3 separate regions of the Homo sapiens genome follow, and regions 2 and 3 are each linked to region 1. The links are chromatin loops, found by intact Hi-C in ENCODE. Cell type or tissue: GM12878. All regions are shown on one strand. Links, peaks and the distances in the headings refer to the core of each region. The heading gives the core; the rest is flanking DNA.

Region 1 (5,000 bases), core at 1-5,000:
CATTGGTAAGCCTGATATAAGCAGAGGATTGAAAGACACTGGAAAGATTGGGCCTTAGGTACTCTTGCCCTCTGCCATCACCATAAGGACATGCCCAGGCTAGCCTGTTGATGGCAGAAAGAGGACCAGGAGACATGTAGAGGAGAGCTCATGCAAAGACATAGGAGTGAGCCAGCTGAGCTGCAAACACATGCCCAATTCCAGCAAAGCTCACCTTAGACCAGCTGGACCCCACTGACATTGAGAAATAAATGTTTATTGTTATATGTCCCTTCAGCTTTTGTGGCAGTTTGTTACACATTATTGTGTAGCAGGACGAGCCGCAGACAAAACCTCTCAGACACCGAGTTATAGAAGGAAGGGCTTTATTCAGCTGGGAGCATCGGCAATCTACCGCCTTAAAATCCGAGCTCCCCGAATGCACAATTTCTGTCCTTTTAAAGGGCTCACAACACTACAGATTTCACATGAAAGGGTCGTGATTGATTTGAGCAAGCAGGCGGTACGTGACAGAGGCTGCATGCACCAGTGGTCAGAGAGAAACAAAACAGGGCAGGGAGTTTCACAATGTTCTTCTATACAATGTCTGGAATCTATGAATAACATCGCTTTCTAAGTTATGAGTTGATTTTTAACTACTGGGTTTTGGCCAGGCAGGCCCAGTCCTGGTTTCGGGCCTGGTGCTGGGTTGCCTGTCTTTGCTTTTACTTCCTTGTTGTTTTTTCTTAAAACAGGTACTGAGTATAAAAAAATATAAAACAATATGAGAGGGTCTCTCTCTTCCCTCAATCGTAGCAGTAGATAGCCGATATACCAATCCCTCTTATTTCATGTAAATAGGAGTATGTAATAGACTAGAAAAATGTTTAGAAAATAGAAAGGAATTATATTACCAGTGTCTCTGAATAAGTTTTCAGAAACCAACTGTTTTCTGGTTGAAACTCTCATTCTCTGCTCCCCCTGGTGGTGCTACATAGGCCATCTTGGTAACAGGTACATTTGAGCTCACTTTTCAAAACCTTCTCTTTGTCAGAAGTGGCAAATGGAACTGAAAGAATATTTGTTATCTCATATGGTCTTCATAACAATCCTTTGTGACAGGTAGTATTAGCTCCATTATATAAATAGGGAAACAGAGTTTGAAAGAGGTCAAGCCAGATTTTTTTGAACTTATACCATCAGTAACTGAGTGCCTCTCACAGACTCTACATCACTTTAAAGACCACATAAATATTTAGAAAATGAAAAGACAGGTCTCAAACCAACTTTGAAAAGCTAGTTATATTTTGTAATCAAGATTACATAGTAGGTGGTTTTTCTCTGAGATGTTTATTTTCTTTCTTTTTATAGAGATGGGGGTCTCACTGTATTGCCCCGGCTGCAGTGCAGTGGCTATCCCTGGTGGGATCATAGTGCATTACAGCCTCAAAACCCTGGCTCAAGTGATCTTCCTGCCTCAGTCTCTCAGGTAGCTGAATATAGGCTTGTATCACCCCTCCCAGCTGAGATTTATTTTCTTCTTGCTATCTCTGAGCCTTTACTAAAATCTGTATATATTCCAACCTGGTCTAAGCTAGACTTCTAGGGAATTCAGAAGGGAGAGAGGTAAATGAGGTGGGAGCAAGATGTTTGTAAATGTTCTCCCAGAGGCAGCTGTGTCTCCAGAGACAAAATCTGAAGCTTTGACCTGGAACCATCTTTCAAGAGATAACTAGAGTCATGTGTCACTTAACGACAGGGATACATTCTGAGAAATGCATCATTAAGCGATTTCATCATTGTACGAACATCATAGATTGTAATTACACAAACCTGGGTGGTATAGCCTACTACACACCTAGGCTATATGGTATAGCCTGTTGCTTCTAGGCTACAAACCTATAAAGCATGTTACTGTACTGAATCCTGCAGGCAATTGTAATATAAATCACTAGGTGACAGAAATTTTTCAGCTGCATGATAAGTTTATGGGACCACCATCATATATGCCATCCATCATTGCCTGAAACATGGACTGCTGCGTGGCACATATTCTCCTTGCCTCGTCAGCCTAATTCCCTTAGATACTTCACAGTCTGTATGTACCTTAGCTAAAGGGGCTGAAAAGCACCCTCAATACTGTGACTTTCAGTTGGATTCCTTTGCTCTACTATCCCTGCTGCATGGCTCCCCTAGAGGCTAGAGAGTAACATTACTAGCTAGCATTTAGTGAACAATTACACTATTCCAGGCTTGTAGCTAACTTCTTACATCATTGGATCCCCTTTCCCACAACAAACACATGATATAAGGGCTTATCTTATCCCCATGTTATGTATGGGAATAACGAGGCACAGAGAAGATAAGAAACATGCTCAAGATTGCATGACTAGGCCGGGCGCAGTGGCTCGCACCTGTAATCTCAGCATTTTGGGAGGCCGAGATGGGCAGATCACTTGGGATCAGCCTGGCCAACGTGGTGAAACCCCATCTCTACTAAAAATACAAAAAGAAGCCAGACGTGGTGCCCGATGCCTGTAATCCCAGCTACTAGGGAGGCTGAGTCAGGAGAATCGCTTGAACCCGGGAAGCAGAGGTTGCAGTGAGCCAAGATCACGCCACTGCACTCCAGCCTGGGCAACACAGTGAGACTCTGTCTAAAAAGAAAAAAAAAGAAAAAGAAAGATTGCATGACTTAGCCAGGAGCAGTGGCTCGTGCCTGTAATACCAGCACTTTGGGAGGCTGAGGCGGGATGGTTGCTTGAGCTCAGCAGTTAGAGACCTTGACACTAGCCTGGGCAACATGACACAACCCTGTCTCTACAGAAAAATTTTTAAAATTTAGCTGGGCATGGTGGCACTCTCCTGTGGTCAGCTACTTGGGAGACTGAGGCAGGAGGATTGCTTGAGTCCAGGAGGTCAAGGCTGCAGTGAGCTGAGATTGCGCCACTGCGCTCCAGCCTGGGCAGTAGAGCAAGACCCTGTCTCAAAAGGAAAAAAAAAAAAAAGATTGCATGACTAGAAAGTAGCAGAGCCAGGCTTTGAACTCTAGAGCCTGTGCTCTTGGCCACAAGGCTTTCCTGTCGCTTTGAAGTAAACCCCCCACCTCCAGCAATATCTAATGGAGGCAATGCCACCACGGAGCTAAAGTGGTAGAAGAGACCTGTAATCTTTGGTATCCTCCCACTCCTCTTGACTCTGACTTTCCTGTCTTCCTACAGACATGCAGAGACAACACTTCATGCATGACCCAGATGAAATTGACAGTAGCAAATGTAAACAAAGCTTCATTCTGGCTACAGTGACTTGGCTTGAGTGATCTGGATAGAAATGGTAATTCACTTTTTCTGTGTTAGTGGTTGTGTTTAAAGGAAACGTGGTAGATTGACTGAGGGAGTCATGAGTTTAAAAAAACTTTCTGAAAAAAATAATGGTGGAGGAGACAGAAGTGGCTTTGGATTGAAACCTGTCTTTTCATTTTCTAAATATTTATTTGGTCTTTAAAGTGATGTAGAGTCTGTGAGAGGCACTTAGTTACTGACGGTATAAGTTCAAAAAAATCTGGCTTGACTTCTTTCAAACTCTATTTCCCTATTTATATAATGGAGCTAATACTACCTATCACAAAGGATTGTTATGAAGAGCATATGAGATAACAAATATTCTTTCTACTCTATTTGCCACTTCTGATAAAGAGAAGGTTTTGAAAAGTGAGCTCAAATGTACCTGTTACCAAGATGGCCTATGTAGCACCACCAGGGGGAGCAGAGAATAAGAGTTTCAACCAGAAAACAGTTGGCTTCTGAAAACTTATTCAGAGACACTGATAATATAATTCCTTTCTATTTTCTAAACACTTTTTCTAGTCTATTACATACTCCTATTTGCATGAAGTAAGAGGATTTGGTATCCTTTTTTTTTTTTTCCTCTGGAGACAGAGTCACTCTGTCACCCAGGCTGGAGTGCAGTGGCTCCATCTTGGCTCATTGCAACCTCCACCTCCCAGATTCAAGCGATTCTCTTGCCTCAGCCTTCTGAGTAGCTGGGATTACAGGCACACACCACCAGGCTTGGCTAAATTTTTTGTATTTTCAGTAGAGACGGGGTTTTGCCATGATGGCCAGTCTGGTCTTCAATCCCTGAGCTCAGGTGATCCGCCTGCCTTGGCCTCCCAAAGTGCTGGGATTACAGGCATGAGCCACTGCACCCAGCCTAAGAAACTCAGTATTCTTTAATATCATTCTATGACTGTGATACTATACAAGGACCCCAGGTGTCTTATTAGGATAAAACCCCATTAATTCAGAATCTAGGACTTGAGAATTGTATTTGTGTTGTTTTGAAATTTAATCTAAATTCTGCATATGCAAAAGGAATTCAGCAGGATCTTCACTTGATTATCAATCAAATGATGCAGAACGTGGATCCCATTTAAGTGTATGCAAACAACCATAAAGTTCACATTTATGATTTGAGTGAACAAAGGTAAACAAGTTGACGTAAGGAATTTACTTTTAATGAGTAATTTTTAGGGTATATAATAAAATTAGTATAGTTTTGCCCCCATCTTCTTGATACTTTTAAGATATATTACTCTATAGCAAAACCGATACTCAGAATCAGTCTTAAACAGCAAAAGGATTTGGAATCATGCTTAGCACCAAAGAAAAATTAAGTTATGTTTAATGTATTTTAGTGTTAAATACATATCACTTTATTTAACGCGCTGAAAACTGGTAATTTCACAGCTGATACATAACTGTTAATTAAGAAAAGCCAGGCCAGGTGCTGTGGCTCATGCTTGTAATCCTAGCACTTTGGGAGGCTGACGAGAAAGCCAGGGGGAGGATTATTTGAGGCTAGTTCAAGACCGGCCTGGGCAACATGGCAAGAATCTACAAAAAAATAAAAATAAAAATAAATTAGCCAGGCATAGTGATGAGTGACTGTAGTCCCAGCTACTTGGGAGGCTAAGGCAGGAGGATCACTTGAGCCCAAGAGGTTGTGGCTGCAGTGAGCTA
Region 2 (5,825 bases), core at 455-5,454, 220 kb after region 1:
ACTGAGGAATTGAGGTATGTAAATCAGGTGACATAAACATGAAAATTATGTGCCTAAATATTTTTGTAATGGTGTAAAATAAATACTTTTTCCTGAAAACAAGTATTAAAATTCCTTTGTAACTGCATACAGAGACTAATCCAGAGCCAGAAGTCTGCCCATATTTTAGAGGTTGGCATCCTGTTAGGTGATTGAGACTCCATATGTAGAAAATACTGTTTTATATACAAATGCTTTTATGAATAGTATGTATGACTGAATATCCAGTGTCTTGTGGCATACTTGTGGTAAATTAGAAGGAAGGAAGTGCTAATCTTTCTGTTTTCAGGGTATTTCAACTGCATTATCAGGTTTCCAAGCTCCTGAGTAGCTTTACTCATCAAGTAGAGGCATTTTGGTACAAGCAGACTCAGCAGAGGTGGAAGCACATTAAGGTGTGTCAGAGGGAGAAGCATATTAAACCTTTTTTAAAGAAAAAGATTGTGGTAAAATACACATAAAATATACCATCTTAGACATTTTTAAGCATACAGTTTAGTAGTGTTACATATATTCACATTGTTGTTCAACCAATCTCCAGAACATTTCCTTGCAAAATTAAAACTCCATACCCATTAAACAGAAACTCACCATTTTCCCCTCACCTCAGTCATCGATAACCACCATTCTTTATGTTTCTATGAATTTGACTACACTAGGTATTTTATATAAGTGGAATCGTACCATATTTGTCTTTTTGTGGCTGGCTTATTTCACATAGCATAACGCCCTTGATGTTATTCCATGTTGTGTAACATATGTCAGAATTTCCTTCCTTCTTAAGTCTGAATAATATTCCATTGTATGTGTACCATTTTGTTTATCCAGCCTTTGGTTGATGGGTACTTGGGTTGCTTCTACCTCTTGGCTATTGTGAATAATCCTGCTATGAACATGGGTGTACAAATACTTTTCAAGATCCCACTTTTTTGTGTGTGTTTTTTTAGACGGAGTTTCACTCTTGTTGCCCAGGCTGGAGTGCAGTGGCACCATCTTGGCTCACTGCAACCTCTATCTACTTCCCGGGTTCAAGCGATTCTCCTGCCTTAGCCTCTGGAGTGACTGGGATTACAGGCATGCACCACCACGCCCATCTAATTTTTATATTTTTAGTAGAGACGGGTTTTCATCATGTTGGTCAGGCTGGTCTCGAACTCCTGACCTCAGGTGATCCACCTGCCTCCGACTCCCAAAGTGTTGGAATTACAGGCATGAGCCACTGTGCCCAGCCAAGATCCCACTTACTTTTCTTTTGGGTATATACTCAGAAGTGAAATTGCTGTATCATATGGTAATTCTAATTTTTTTGAGAAACCACTAGACTTTTCCATTATGGCTGGCCCATTTTAGAATCCCACCAAGAGTGCACAAGGGTTCCAGTTTCTCCACATCCTCACCAACACTTGTTATTTTCTGTTTTTCAGATTGTAGCCGTCCTAATGGATGTGATATGATAATCTTGTTCTGGTTTTGATTTGTATTTTCCTAATGATTAGTGATGTTGAGCATCTTTTCATATGCTTGAGGTGATGTTTAGTTGTAAGAATTCTTTATATTCTGGATTTTAACCCCCTTAGATATATATGTCTAAGGAGATATATATATATTTTTTTAACAGTAACATATAATATATAAATAACAATATTTATATTATTAAATTAATATATATATTTAAGGATATATATATATTTAACAGCTTTCCTCCTGTTTTCTAAGAATTTTGTAATTTTATGTCTTTAGATCTTGAATATATTTTTGATTTCTGTATATGTTGTAAATACATATTTAACCCCTTTAGATATAGGGTATCTGCATATATATACAGATACATCTTTATACATCTCTATATCTGTGTGTGTATATATATACACACACAGATATATCTATATCTAAAGGGGTTATATATATATATATATATTTTTTTTTTTTTTTTTTAACACAGGGTCTCACTCTGTCACCCAGGCTGGAGTGCAGTGGCATGATCACAGCTCACTGCAGCCTCAATTTCCTGGGCTCAAGAAATTCTCCTACCCTAGCCTCCTGAGTAGCGGAGTAGAGGTGCATACCACCACACCCAGCTAATTTTTTTGTAGAGACGGGGTTTTGCTATTGCTGTCCAGGCTGGTCTCAAACTCCTGGGCTCAAGCAATCTGCCTGCCTGGGTCTCCCAAAATGCTAAGATTCCAGGTGTAAGGTGCTGTGCCCAGCCCCTTTATCAGATATGTTATTTGCAAATACTTTCTGTCATTCCACAGGTTACCTTTTCACTCCTTTGATTATATCCATTGACTTTGATGCACAGCAAAGTTCTAAATTTGTATGTAGTCCAGTTATTTACTTCTACTCTTGTTGCCTGTGCTTTTGGTGGCATATCCAAGATATGCTGCCAAATCCAATGTGAGTTTTATAATTTTACGTCTTAAATTTAGATCTTGAATACATTTTGAGTGAATTTCTGTATATGTTGTAAAGTAAGGGTCCAACTTCATTCTTTTGCATGTGGATATTTCATTTTCCCAACACCATTTGTTGAAGAGATTGTCCTTAACACATGTGTTTTAATCAACTTTAAAAAACCCTCTTAGAGTCTGATTTTTTTCTAATTTGTTGAAGTTAGAATTCATCTTTTTGATAGCTTCTTGTCTCACTTGGCTTCCTTGAAGCATAGGCTGTCAGTATTGGGCAACGCTATAGATGATGCACTGCTCAGAGGAGAAAGCACAGAGCTAGTGCCATTGTGTACCCACAGTGGGTCAGCATTTACCAGGTAACTTCAATTCTTCTTTCCTACAGTTCTCATCACTTGGGGCCTATGTATACATTGGTTCATCCATCCATCAAGCCAGACTGAGTTCACTGGGGCCAGCACCCATCCTCTACTAGAGGCCTGGCATCTACAGGTGAAGCTCAGAGAGGCACACTTGCCCGGTGTGGTCAGGGAACCCGCATTCAAACCCCCATCAGTCTGACTTCAAACACCCTTGCTCTTCGCCACCATGCTAGGTTCTCGTTTCTCTTAAGTCTGTCTGTAATAGACTTGGCAGTACCAAACTCATCACCGCTCTATACTTGTCAAATGTTATTTTTCATTCATTGTTCACCCACTGTGGATTTAAAGCTTAAGCATGAGATGGTGGCTGGTTTAATCTGAGAAGGCAAAGCAGCTATGCTTTTCCAGCTGTGCTAAAAGTGCCCTCTTGTGGCAACACCTGCTTTTGGCAGCTAAATGATGGAAAGCAGTTTAAGAGGAAGGAAAAGCAGTATTTACTGAGGGCCGACTATGTGTTTTCACTGGGTTCGGGCTAAAATGTGCCTTCTCATATTTGGTCCTTCCAGCACTTTACTGGTGCATAAATGGTGGCTTTAGCCAGGCTAAGGAATTTGTCCAACTTCACTCACATGAGAAATGTAAACCTGGACTTTGATTTCAAAACCCCTTTCTTTCTGAAGAATATATTTCATATACCATCCCTCGTTGTTAGAGAAAGAAATAGGAGGGTTTCATCAAGAGTGCTTTATCATATCTGCCTATTTATCCTTCAGATAATTTTTTTCGGTGAATATTTTTGAGGACAATGTTCACAAATGATGACAGAATTATGAAAGTATAGCTGAGATATGCATATGAATGTATGGGAGGAGGAATTTCATTCCACCTGGGAATGGTAGGAAAGGTTTCCTTGGAGAAATGGCATTTGAGCTGATTCCTGAAAAACAACTAGGATTTGCCTGAGAAAATACTGGCGGGGACAGCCCACCCACCTTCTAGGGCCTCTGTCCCACTCCTTGATTGGAGTGCATCTTTCGTTATAGTACGTCCCCTCATCTCTGTGGGTCTTCCTTGACCAGCCTATCTGAAATAGGCTCCCCTGCCCTCACCACACCATGTTCTCTTCTCTCCCTTATTTCATCCCCATAGCACTTCAAGCTCTATGAAGACAGAGGTTTTGGTCTGTTTTTTTTTTTTTTTTTTTTTTTTTTTTTTTTTTTTTTTTTTTTTTTTTAGCGTAGCAGGGCAGAAGCATGGCCTCATTTGCGTTTTAGAAAGATCACACCAGCTGCAGTATTTGGATTGTATACTGTAGGTCAGAGGTTGGCAAATTCAGATGTCTCACAGGGGCCAGGTGTGAATGCCTAGAGTGAATGGTGGGGCTTGGGGTACATACCTGCTCAAAGGCATTGAAATAAAACAAAAAATCTGCCAGCTAGACTTAGCCCACTGGCTACCAGCGTGACTAAGTTGAACTACTACAGATGAGATTTGCACTATGACAGGATCACTGGGATTGCTGCGTGGATGACTGTCAGGTGGGGATCACGGAAGGGCAGAACTGGAGGTGAATGCATCAGATAGAGCAGGCTGTTGTGCTAGTGAGAATGATGAGGTCCTAAAGTACAGTTGTTTCTTTTTACATAGAAAAGAAAAGGGATTTGAGTTATTTTAGGAATTATAATTAACAGGTGATAAGACTGTTTCTCTTTTTTTTAAAGTTGTTTCTTCTTTTTTTTTTTTTTTCTTTTTTTGCCTAAATGTGTGTCTTCAGGAGACCATTTTAACTTTGGGAACATTTTTTTAATTAAGCATTTTATTTAATTATTTTCAAGAAACCACCTTAAATACTTAATTAAAACTTGAGGCCTATATTGAAAACAGGTTTCCTGATAGTTTCCAGAACATTATTTGAAACACCTGTTTCCTCAACTAAGATTTAAAAATTTAATAATCCACTGTAGGATGCTGAATAGACTTCACCCATTATCACTTTGGATTTTTTTTCTTTTTTTTTTCTTTTTGAGACAGAGTCTCGCTCTGTCGCCCAGGCTGGAGTGCAGTGGCGCGATCTCGGCTCACTGCAACCTCTGCCTCCCGAGTTCAAGTGATTCTCTTGCCTCAGCCTCCCGAGGAGCTGGGGCTACAGGCTTGTGCCACCACGTCTGGCTAGTTTTTGTATTTTTAGTAGAGACAGGGTTTCATCATGTTGGCCAGGCTGGTCTCGAACTCCTGACCTCAAGTGATCACCCGCCTCGGCCTCCCAGACTGCTAGGATTACAGGCATGAGCCACTGTGCCTGGCCTGGATTTCTTAATATCTTATTGTTTTCATCAGCCATCAGAATTATGAGTTCAGCTTCTCTCTGGATCAAACTGGCAGTTCTCAGGGTGCTGCAGCGCTAATAGTGACAAAGTAGACTTAAGATGGCCATGTGACACTGACGGTGAAACTAATCATCTCACCGGAGTCGTCAGGTGAACGGAACCTTTCCCGAAGGGCTCATGGCCCACCTGTGCTAGGGCTGAGAGTCCAGTGCTGGACATGGCCATCCCATGACCTAATGAACATCTAAGCATGCATGCTTGCAAACCTAAATGTTTTTAAAGCTGATTTTGATCTACAAGAATGCTGATTGTCCTGCATTTTAGGTAAGCCAGTAAGTTTTGATCCAATTATTTTCACTTACAAAACATAATGGTGTACTTTCACCTAACCTCAATGCTTTCCGAGTATAAAAGCAGGAGGAACGTCTTTGAGGTGACTAACTTATGTTTCCAAGAGTTTTCCAAAAAGGTAATATTTGAAGTGTAGCAAGAAACAGAGTGCCTGCTATACCACAGTAAAAATACATTTATTGAGCCATTTTTACATGCTACACATTTTTTTTTAGCACCTTGTGTATTGACACATTTTAATCCTCTAAACAATCCTTTAAAGTTAGTCCTAGTGTTGTTTTAGAGGTGAAACAAGCATGGGAAAGTTTCATTGTTGGACAGTGGTATTTGTGAGACAG
Region 3 (5,825 bases), core at 455-5,454, 290 kb before region 1:
TGCCATTTCCTTCTATTACAGTGACAGAAATATTAATGAATTGATCATATCACCATTTCTTGCTGATGCTGGACAGGACAACATCTCAGAATCTTTCAGCACCAACAAAGTATCAATCAGAGTTGAGTCCTGTTAGTGTGAGAGAACAATGACATTATTGGAAAGGAAGAGACATTTAGAGAACTATTGGGGGAAATGTGTTGAATTCCACTTTTAGCATGTAGACTTGAAAAAGCACAATTTTCTTTTTTCTTTTTTTGAGAGAGCATCTTGCTCTGCTGTCCAGGCTAGCATGCAGTGGCACAACCATGGCTCACTGCAGCCTTGACCTCCTGGGCTCAAGTGATCCTTCCACCTCAGACTCTGAGTAGCTGGGACTACAGGTGCGTGCCACCACACTTGGCTAATTTTTTGTATTTTTTGTACAGACAGGGTTTTGCCATGTTGCCCAGCCTGAATTCCTTGGCACAAGCAATCCACCCACCCACCCACCTCAGCCTCCTAAAGAACTGGGATTATAGGCATGAGCCACCATGCCCAGCTGAGAAGGAATAATTTTCAAATGTAGCAGTCTCATAGGCAGCTGGAACACCAGGACTGAAAAGGAATGGGGCTGAGGGGTCGACACCTTCCTTCCCACATTGAGATCTTTCTGCAGACCAGGCTTGCTTCTTTCAGCTGTTGAAGACAGCTTCTTTCAGTTGGTCAATGACCTCTGTGTCTCTGCAGGAACTATTTGCTCTTTGCATAATGTAGTGGTTAAAAACTCAAGTATTAGAGCCAGGCTTCCTGGGTTTGAATCCCAACTCTAACATTTACCAAATGTAGGATTTCAGGTGATTTACTTAGCACCCCACCTGCCTTGTACCATGATTTCTTCATTTGCAAACTGGGATAGTAATTATCTGTATCTCATTGGGTTATTGTGAGGATTCAATGAGTTCATATGTGTAAAGGCTTAGAACAGTTCTCAGTAAATGTCAGTCACCATTATTATCTCATAAGGAGATTATAATATAAGCTTCTTGAAGACCCAGTTGGTGTTCTTCATCTTTTCCTGGCACAGAGATGGTGCTGAATAATAATGAACAGCACAGGCTTTGCAGTCCCAGAGGTCAAATCTCAAATCAGTATTCTACTCAGTAGCTGGGTGAGAATAAGTGTCCTCCTTGTAAAACTGAGATAATAGGCTGGGCATGGTGGCTCACGCCTGTAATCCCAGCACTTTAGCAGGCTGAGGCAGTTGGATCACGAGGTCAGGAGTTCGAGACCAGCCTGGTCAACATGGTGAAACCCTGTCTGTACTAAAAATACAAAAAATTAGCCGGGCGTGGTGACCGGCACCTGTAGTCCCAGCTACTCAGGAGGCTGAGATAGAAAAATCGTTTGAACCCGGGAGGCAGAGGTTGCAGTGAGCCAAGCTCGAGCCACTGCACTCCAACCTGGGCGACAGAGCTAGGCTTCGTCTAAAAACAAACAAAAAAAACACCTGAGATAATAATACCTACTTTGTAGAATTGCTGTATTGAATGAGATAATGTATGTAAATCTCCAGGGACACAGCAAACCTTAAAAAATGCAAACTCTTATTATCCGGGCTAGGTATAGTGTTGTGGGTGTGGAACCAGACTGCTTGGTTTTGAATTCCCGTTCTGCTATACAGTTGCTCTGGGATCTTGGCAAGTTACTTAAGTTCCTTGGACCTCTGTTTTTCTCTCTGTAAAGTGGGAATAATGGTAATAGGGTTGTGGTGTGGCTCAAATAAGAAAATGCATATATTGGCCCAGAGCTTGAGCCAATGCCAGCTTCTTATGATTTGCTTTATAAATCGATGAAGTGTTGAGAAGGTGTTTTAAAATGCACTTGCTAAAGAACAAAATCCATGAGCTCCATAACTGCAAAGACCCATCCTGAAGTCAGATTCTTATTGAGCCAAACCTCGAAAGCAAAGATAGCTCTGAAAGGCAGTAGCCAGGGAACTAAGCCCCTTCTCTAGGTAAGACGTGGGGACAATTAGCACCTAGAATCATAGGCTGCTAGAGCCAGAAGGATCTTTGTGGCTAGTTCATTGTGGGTTGTTTCCTCCTGAGTAATTGAAACCCAGGGAGGTCAGGGGACCCCACCCTAGTTGTGGACTGAGCCAGGACCAAGATTCAGGTCAGTTTAGTGGTTTCGTCACTGCAGCACGATGCTTCCCCATTCCGCAGCCCCCACCTGTGAAAATGAAGCTTGTAGATGCTGCCTATCGCCTGTTCCAAGGCGCCAGGCAGCCGCGAACTTCAAACTCCCCCTGGGCTAAAAGTTCAGCCAGAGCAGTAGATTCAAGCAAGAATGGTGTGGGATCCACTCTTGGCCTGTAGAGGGCGCTCTGAGCACAGGCCAGGGAGCTCGAGCCTGGGACGCGCCACGGCTACGTGGCCTCCAGGGCGAGTGAGGATGGCTGGCTGATTGCTTTTCGCGGGGCATGGGGAAAAGCCTTCAGCCCTTACGCCATCCAGCAGGTGAATGCACTTATGTCCAACAGTAGGTATCACACTTTTTGGTCTCGTGACTCTTTTATACTCTTATTATTGAGGATCCCAAAGAGCTATTGTTTATATGGGTTATATAGATATTTACCATATTAGAAATTAATAATGAGAAATGTTTAAAACATATACCCATTTAAAAATAGCAACAATAAATAATTAAATATTAGCATAAATAGTATTTTTGCAAAAAAAAAAATTTCCAAAACCCCCCAAAAATGCATTTTTTACAAATCCCTTTAATGTGTGTCTTAATAGAAAAGACCTAAGCCAGGGGCGGTGGCTCACGCCTGTAATCCGAGCACTTTCGGAGGCCAAGGCAGGTGGATCACGAGGTCAGGAGTTCGAGATCAGCCTGACCAATATGGTGAAACCCCGTCTTTACTAAAAATACAAAAATTGGCGTGGCGGCACGTGCCTGTAATCCCAGCTACTCAGAAGGCTGAGGCAGGAGAATCGCTTGAACCCGGGAGGCGGAGCTTGCAGTGAGCCGAGATGGCACCACAGCACTCCAGCCTGGGCGACAGAGTGAGACTCCATCTCAAAAAAAAGAAAAAAAGAAAGAAAGAAAAGACCTGAATTTTCCTTTTGCAGTGAGTCCCTATCAATTTCACAAGTCAGGTAACCTCTGAAAAACTCCACTATGTACTCTGAGAGAGTAAGAGTAAAAAATAGTTAAATCTTGAGAATTCCCTGAAAGTATCTCAAGGACACCACTCCGGGACATACTTGAAGAACTGCTGTGTACGAGAACGTCTATCTAGGCTAGGCGTGATGCCTCACACCTCTAATCCCAGCACTTTGGTAGACCTTGGCAGGAGGATCCCTTAAGCCTGGGAAATTGAGGCTGCAGTGAGCCATGATCATACCACTGCACTTCAGCCTGGGAGTCAGAGTGAGACTCTCTCAGCAACAACAAAAAACCTTTCAGCCAGGGATGGTGGCTTACCCCTGTAATCCCAGCACTTTGGGAGGCTGAGGCAGGCGGATCACTGGAGATCAGGAGTTCAAGACCAGCCTGGCCAACATGGTGAAACCCTGTCTCTACTAAAAATACAAAAATTAGCTGGGCTTGGTGGCAGGCGCCTGTAATCCCAGCTACCCAGGAGGATGAGGCAGGAGAATTGCTTGAATCTGGGAGGCAGAGGTTGCAGTAAGCCAAGATCGCACCACTGCACTCCAGCCTAGGCAACAGAGCAAGACTCTGTCTCAAAAAAATAAAAATAAAAATAAATAACTTTTATCTTAGTGTGATTTATAGAAGGGAGACTCTCCCCCGCTCCCTTCTCACTGCCACCAGCCTGCTTCAGACTTGGATTACATCGGTCAGACTTCAGAAAAAGCCTCAGAACTGGTTTCCTTGCCCCTGTCATCTCACCACCTCAATTTGCGAAGATACTATAATTTTTATAAAATACTGCATGATTAAGTTACTGTCCTCCTCAAAACCCTCAAATGATTCTTCAGTGCCTGGTCAATGAGGCTGACATGCCTGAAGGTCAGGCTCCATGATCTGATTGTAGCCCAAACTTCCAGGCTTCATTCACACTCAGGCCCATACGGGGGCCTCATGGGCCTGATGGGTTTGGTTCCACTTGTCCCTTCACTCGCAACACCTTCTGTCCCATCTCCTCCCATTCTCCTTTTGCTTTCAGACTCATGCCCCTTGCTGGAGATTTTTTATTTTATTTTATTTTATTTTATTTTATTGCCAGAGTCTTGCTCTTTTGCCCAGGCTGGAGTGCAGTGGCATGATCTTGGCTCACCGCAACCTCCACCCCCCAGGTGCAAGCGATTCTTCTGTCTCAGCCTCCCGCATAGCTAGGATTGCAGGTGTGCACCACCACACCTGGCTAATTTTTGTATTTTTAGTAGAGACAGGGTTTAACCATGTTGGCCAGGCTGTTCTCGAACTCCTGACCTCAAATGATCCACCCACCTCGGCCTCCCAAAGTGTTGGGATTACAAGCATGAGCCACAGCGCCCAGCCTGGAGATCTTTTACACGATTCTCAAACGGGGTTTGCCCTCCTACACAAAACCTGGTGTTCTGATGTGGTGCTTTTCATCCAGCTGTTGCCAGATAGGTCCCCAAAAAAGTTGCTTTGTCAGTTTCTTATTCCCACTGTAACAAAATGCCACAAACTTAATGGCTTTACATCACAAATTCATCTTATCGTTCTGGAGGTCAGAAGATGGATATGGTTCTTGGGGGCCACAGTCAAGCTGTTGGCAGAGCTATATTTCATATGGAAGCTCTAGGGGAGAATCAATTTCCTTGTCTCTTCTGGCTTCTAGAGTCCTCCTGCATTTCTTAGCATATGGCCCCTTCCTCCATCTGCAAAGTGCATCACTCCAACCTCTGCTTCCCTTCCATCCTCACCTCTCCCTCTTTCTCTGACTCAGCTGCCTTCCTCTTATAAGGACCCCTGTGATTACACTGGACCCACCTTACTAATCCAGGGTAATCTCCCCATCTCAAGGTCCTCAACTTAATTACATCTTCAAAGTCCATTTGCTATGTATTATAACATATCAGAGGCTCCAGGAATTAGGATGTGGAACTGGGTGGTGGACAGAGTGGAGGGACATTATTCAGTCTAACACAGTCATTAATGCCAAAAGATGAAAGTCAAAATCCACCCACCATGAGCTGTACAAGTTTAGCAGTCAGACATATGTCCCTACGTGGAGATAATATTCATCCAATTGCTTTGAAGATTAAATGAGATAATCTACATGAAGCATGATGACAGCTGCACAGTGATCACTTGCCAAGTGCCTGTGACTATTATTATTAGCCATTATTATGGCATTTACCACCAGGTGACTTAGGGTCCTCTTCACAACACCCATCATACTTCATAACTAGATATTTATTTTGGGTGATTGTTTAGTACTTGATGATTTTTTAATTGATTCTAAAGTACGTAAACATTACCTTAATGCATTCATGGGTAAAAAAATGAAGAAGACACCTGGGCGCGGTGGTTCACGCCTGTAATCCCAGCACTTTGGGAGGCCGAAGTGGGTAGATCGTGAGGTCAGGAAATCGAGACCATCCTGGCTAACACAGTGAAACCCCGTCTCTACTAAAAATACAAAAAAATTAGCCGGGCGTGGCAGCATGCCCCCTGTAGTCCCAGCTACTCGGGAGGCTGAGGCAGGAGAATGGCATGAGCCTGGGAGGCAGAGCTTGCAGTGAGCTGAGATGGCGCCACTGCACTCCAGCCTGGGCGACAGAGCGAGACTCCATCTCAAAAAAAAAAAAAAAAAATGAAGAAGACAAATTCCTGTT

What was found. A loop is a pair of places that touch in the nucleus more often than their neighbours do. Peaks named below come from ENCODE experiments on the same cell type or tissue, not always from the same donor. Only the 100,000 strongest peaks of a DNase experiment are listed, where the experiment ranks them.
Region 2: a loop joins it to region 1, with 7 times the contacts of the local background. A loop is called at or near these places in 35 of 110 quality-filtered maps.
Region 3: a loop joins it to region 1, with 10 times the contacts of the local background. A loop is called at or near these places in 43 of 110 quality-filtered maps.

Annotation. Positions count from the first base shown.
Region 1 is chr1:67,210,531-67,215,530 of GRCh38, reverse strand. The region is part of intron 6 of IL23R (interleukin 23 receptor); the gene reads right to left. Among named protein-coding and RNA genes, the nearest start is that of IL23R, 47 kb to the right of the region's middle. RefSeq lists an enhancer at 27-166. In GM12878, for the core only: CTCF peaks have their summits at 982 (motif pointing left), 2,175 and 3,710 (motif pointing right); DNase peaks (open chromatin) are centred at 500, 700 and 992; H3K4me3 peaks cover 725 bases; H3K27ac peaks cover 1,651 bases.
Region 2 is chr1:66,993,652-66,999,476 of GRCh38, reverse strand. SLC35D1 (solute carrier family 35 member D1) reads left to right here. Exons shown (of 12, transcript NM_015139.3): 12 at 1-127. Among named protein-coding and RNA genes, the nearest start is that of SLC35D1, 58 kb to the left of the region's middle. In GM12878, for the core only: a CTCF peak has its summit at 3,249 (motif pointing left); a DNase peak (open chromatin) is centred at 3,236.
Region 3 is chr1:67,497,164-67,502,988 of GRCh38, reverse strand. No RefSeq gene overlaps it. Among named protein-coding and RNA genes, the nearest start is that of LINC01702, 22 kb to the left of the region's middle. RefSeq lists an enhancer at 2,200-2,703. In GM12878, for the core only: a CTCF peak has its summit at 2,360 (motif pointing right); a DNase peak (open chromatin) is centred at 2,378.